2 separate regions of the Homo sapiens genome follow, and region 1 is linked to region 2. A link is an interaction called in ENCODE POLR2A ChIA-PET data of the cell type or tissue named here. Cell type or tissue: PC-3. All regions are shown on one strand. Region 1 overlaps FBXO11 (F-box protein 11). Region 2 overlaps PPP1R21 (protein phosphatase 1 regulatory subunit 21).

Region 1 (2,500 bases), 580 kb after region 2:
TTGTATGTTATAAAAGATGAGATAGAGTGTATTTGAATTACCTGCTTTCCACGTTATTTTTGGGTTTTGAATCATTTTTATTTCCCTTTCCCACTTTTTTTTTTTTTTTTTTTTTTGAAGCAGAAGGGGTCTGACTTGTCCAGGCTGAAGTGCAGTGGCAAGATCCTAGGTCACTGCAGCCTCAAACTCCTGGGCTCAGGAGTTCCTCCTGCTTCAGCCTTTCAAGTAGCTGCTACAGTTGTGTGCCACCATGCCCAGCCAATTTTTTTTCGGTAGAGATGGGAGTCTTGCTATGTTGCCCAGATTGGTCTTGAACTCCTGGCTGCAAGTGATTCTTCCTGCCTCAGCCTCCCAACGTGCTGGGATTATAGGCATGAGCCACTGTACCTGACCCCAGCTAATGTTTTTAAAAGTATCTTTGCTGATTATTTGTTTTTCCTTTGTTTCCTTCTTTCTCCCTTTATCATAGTTAATCCTCACAGTGGTTCTCAGAAGTAAATATTTTTCTGCCATTTTACCCATGTGGAAACTGAGGCTCAATGAGGCTGAGTGTCTGCCCACAATCATATAGCTAAGTATTGGGGCTGGTATTTGAACACATTTTGTTGACTCTAATAATATCCCATGTTGTTTCCACCAGTGTCTTAAATTTATTTAAGATTTTTACACAAATGTAGAGTGTTTTTACTTTGTATGACTATTAATTAAAATTAGATCTGCCAGAGTGACAGGAAACCCAAAACAACAGTTGTTTAACAAGATAGAAGTTTATTCCTCTCTGTTGTGATGAAAGTCTACAGGTAAGCATCTAGAGTTGGTATGAAGGCTCCACTATGACATTAGGGACCTAGGCCCCTGTTTTATTTATTAGTCTGCAGTCTGTAAACACAGCCTTTATGGTTCAAACTATTTGTTCACTCTCCAACATTCTTTCTAGCAGGAAGCAGAAAGGGTGAAGAAGGGCCTTCTTTCTTTCTTTTAGAACATATCTCAGAAGTCATACAGGACACCTGTAGCCCATTGGCCATGTAGCCCATTGGCCAAAACCTAGTCAGATGGCCAACTCAGTAATAAGAGCAGCTGAGAAATGTGAGCTTTATTCAAGATGTTCATCTGTGCAGGTTAAAATCTGGGTTCTATCACCGAAGGGGTAAATAGATTTGGGGTGATAGCAGTTTCTGTCACAAAGATACAATCAGGTTCTGCTGCAGTTTGTTTATTGATGGGTATTTATTGAGCACTTATTACCTGCCAGACACTGTGGTTCATGTATATCTACAATTAACACAACTCTGTTAATTCCTGTGGAAACAGGAAACAGTTCAGGAAATTTTTAGTTTAAGAAAATTTTACTCTATAAATAGGTTTAAACTAACAAGCGCCCAGGTGTTTTGTTTGTACACGTAGAATGAAAGTCTTGTCAAGTGTTACACTAATATTTTACTTAAAGTATTGTTGGCAAATAAATGAGGAAAGAGTGTTCTTGTCTCACATAACAAATAGACTATTATAATACATGTTGATTCATTTAGTAGAAGTAAATTTCAAGGCTTTGCTTCTTTTCAATTCTGTCACTTGATGTGGGTGAAAATACCTAATTCATAGATATGTCATTGCCCTAGTGAGTAAGTTAGTGATTTACCTGACCTCTGTGGACTTTTATTCATCTTGACAGAGCCTCTATTGTTTGTTTATAACATAAATAATTTATTAAATCTAGTCTCTTATTTACCATTATTTAATCTAGATTCTTGTTTATTTTTGTCTTTTTTGTGAGATGGAGTTTTACTCTTGTCGTCCAGCCTGGAGTGCAGTGGTGAGATCTTGGCTCACTGCAACCTCTGCCTCCCGGGTTCAAGCAATTCTCCTGCCTCAGCCTCCCGAGTAGCTGAGATTACAGGCATGCACCACCACACCAGGCTAATTTTGTATTTTTAGTAGAGATGGGGTTTTGCCATGTTGGCCAGGCTGGTCTTGAACTCCTGACCTCAGGTGATCTGCCTGCCCTGGCCTCCCAAACTGCTGGGATTACAGGCGTGAGCCACCACGCCCAGCCAATTCCTGTCTTTAATTATGAGTTGTTCAAAGGTAGTTTCTGTCTCTTTCATTATATGTTTTCTCATGAAATACCGTGAGTACTTAATAAATGCTTTTTTATATTTAATGAATAGGAACATTTAATTAGGAGGGATTCTGTTTAACTACCATAGTTATGTTAGTCTTATAACTGTGAAGATCAATGAAGTCACATGCCTTTGTAAACATGACCAAATTACCAGCTTTTTAATGGAAATAAATTAAAAATTCCAGCACATATGCCGTATTGTAACTTGACTACCATTTTGTTCAAAATAGCAAAACCCTAAATCCAGCTTTAGATTTATTGATTTGTCTTTATGGGGTTTTGGTTTTTTTTTTTTTGAGACAGAGTCTCACTCTGTCTCCCAGGTTGGAGTGCATTGGCACAATCTTGGCTCACTGCAACCTCCACCTCCAGGGT
Region 2 (2,500 bases):
TGCCAATTAGACAATACTGGCTGCTATTTCACAAAGCTACATTTAAGTGAAAAAAGCAGTGAGCTGGAGAGGTGAGAGATGCCTTTGGAGAAAGAGGTAAAACTTGGGCTTTTTTTCACAGATAATTATTAAATACTGAGAAATAACGCTATTTTAAATAAAGTATACAAATCAGAAATTATGCAGCTAAATGCATTTTTACTTATGTATACATCTATATAACCACCACTGGCAGGGTTTTAAAAGATAAAATTTACTTCTGTAATAAGAGGAAAGTATTCTCAGTGAAGAGAACACAGAGCACTTAAGCATAAATATACAAGCTCATTGTAGCTGAAGCAAAAGGTTTACAGACTAATATTCCCAGGGCTCAGTGCAGATATCATGAAAGACCAGGTTCTTCTCTGAGAAACTGAAAGAATGAGACATCTTTGTATGTGAGCTTTAAAAAAAAAAAAAATCTATTTCTAAAATTAAAAATAAAAAATTTTTAAAAATCTTTCTAATTCTGCATAGCTCAGATCTGTCTCCTGAGAACACAGAACAGAAATGACCCTTTTCTGTGCCAAAAGAACAAGCATATTTGAATGCTAAATCTTAAACTATTTAAAACTCAATGGAAAATTTAGCTAAGATTCTGAGATAAAATGCAGGAATACTGCAGGATATTCAACAGTTTGAGCAAAAGACAGACTAAAAAGATGAGATTCTTCTATTTTTAGAAAGTTAGAGATGACAGTTCATTACCACAAGAGAAAGCAGACCCAAATATTTGCTCTGCCATTTATTAGACAATATAAACTTGGGAAATTCACTTAACCAGCTATATGGTCTATAGAATGGGAAATTCACTATAACCAGCTATATGGTCTATAGAATGGGTAAATTCATTTACCCTACCTTCCTTCTTCTGAGGCTACTGTGAGAACCAGATAAGAAACCTATGTCAAAGCACTTTCTAAACTATAAAATGCTCCACAAATGGAAACAGAGCTCTTATTATTAGAACAGATTCAAAATGACAACAGATATGTTTATTATAGTTTGCATGGTGTAAGGCATTGTACACCTTGATTGATATGGGTGAGAGATGTAAAAGATATGTTCTCTATTTTCAAAGAACTTACACTTTAAAAGGGAAGATAAAATATTAAAAGATAACTAGCAATACTAGTATTTCCTGCTTGAAAAAAAAAGTAGAAGAGATTAAATTCTCTAGAACACGGGTTGGCCAACTAAGGTCTGAGGGCCAAATTGGCAGGCTATTTTTAAAGTTTTATTGGAACATAGCCATACTCATTCATTTACGTACTGTCTATGGTTGCTTTTGAGGTACAATGGAAGAGACGAGCAGTTGCAACAGAAACCACATAGCCTCAAGCCTAAAATATTTACTGTGTGGCCTCTTACAGAGCTTGGTAAACTCTGCTCTAGAAGTTCAAAAGAGAGAAATACCACTTTAATGTTGACTTCCATGATGTAGTGTTCTACTTTTTAAGCAAATATCAACATAGTCTTGAATAATGTGCTACTTCACAGAATTCAATAAATACTTTCAAATCCATATAGCCAAAAAAATAGCAATACTGCTTCAGTCTTTAGATTTTATTTTATAAATCTAAAGACGTTAGATTTTATTTCATACCCCTGCCTTAGCTGTGATCTGTAATCTCTTACATGTCTTCTTTGTGTGGTATTTAGAAGCTCCTAACGACTACTTCAAGGACTAAGAATGAAGCTTGAAGTTCACTGAACTGATAATTTCCTGTAAAACCAGAACCACAGCAATTAATTTTAAGAAAAAAAACCTCATCTTTCATTTCTAAGGCACACTGCAGACTATTTAAAGCAAACTGAACAGACTGCTTTGTTAAAAAGCAAAATGAAACTTTCAAGCTATTGCTGTTAGGAATTTAATATAACTGATTATAACAAAAAAAATTAGGATTTTCCTTTGCAAAATATTTTTTACTAAACTGGTAACTCAAACATGGTTTCAATGAAACCATTTAACAGACAATGCAGCTTTTTAAGAAACTGTTATCTGAAAGACCTTTCTATTACTTAGTAGGTAGAAATGGAGGAAGATGATAAGCTTGCATACTCTATTGCCATTTTAACTACTCTTTGCAACATTTGATGTTTTTCTGCATTTCAGCATCACTTCTGCCACTCTTACTGCATTACTGAATGAGAAGCTTATAAAATCCTGAGCTGCTCTTATTAGCCTGATCTTTTTTTTTTATTTTATTATTTATTTATTTATTTATTTTGAGACTGAGTCTCGCTCTGTTGCCCAGGCTGAAGTGCAGTGGTGCAATCTCAGCTCACTGCAGCCTCCACCTCTCGGGTTCAAGCGATTCTCCTGCCTCAGCCTCCCAAGAAGCTGGGATTATAGGCACGTGCCACCACGCCCGGCTAATTTTTTGTATTTTTAGTAGAGACAGGGCTTCACCATGTTGACCAGGCTGGTCTTGAACTCCTGACCTCAAGTGATCTG

The links. Peaks named below come from ENCODE experiments on the same cell type or tissue, not always from the same donor. Only the 100,000 strongest peaks of a DNase experiment are listed, where the experiment ranks them.
Region 1: POLR2A ChIA-PET joins it to region 2 with 6 read pairs; 3 of 35 experiments call an interaction of 5 or more read pairs at or near these places.

What each region holds. Positions count from the first base shown.
Region 1 is chr2:47,863,862-47,866,361 of GRCh38, reverse strand. The region is part of intron 1 of FBXO11 (F-box protein 11); the gene reads left to right. Among named protein-coding and RNA genes, the nearest start is that of FBXO11, 41 kb to the left of the region's middle. In PC-3, no CTCF peak of the experiment used is centred here; no DNase peak of the experiment used is centred here.
Region 2 is chr2:48,447,723-48,450,222 of GRCh38, reverse strand. The region is part of intron 1 of PPP1R21 (protein phosphatase 1 regulatory subunit 21); the gene reads right to left. Among named protein-coding and RNA genes, the nearest start is that of PPP1R21, 8.2 kb to the right of the region's middle. RefSeq lists an enhancer at 2,360-2,500. In PC-3, no CTCF peak of the experiment used is centred here; a DNase peak (open chromatin) is centred at 1,342; H3K27ac peaks cover 778 bases.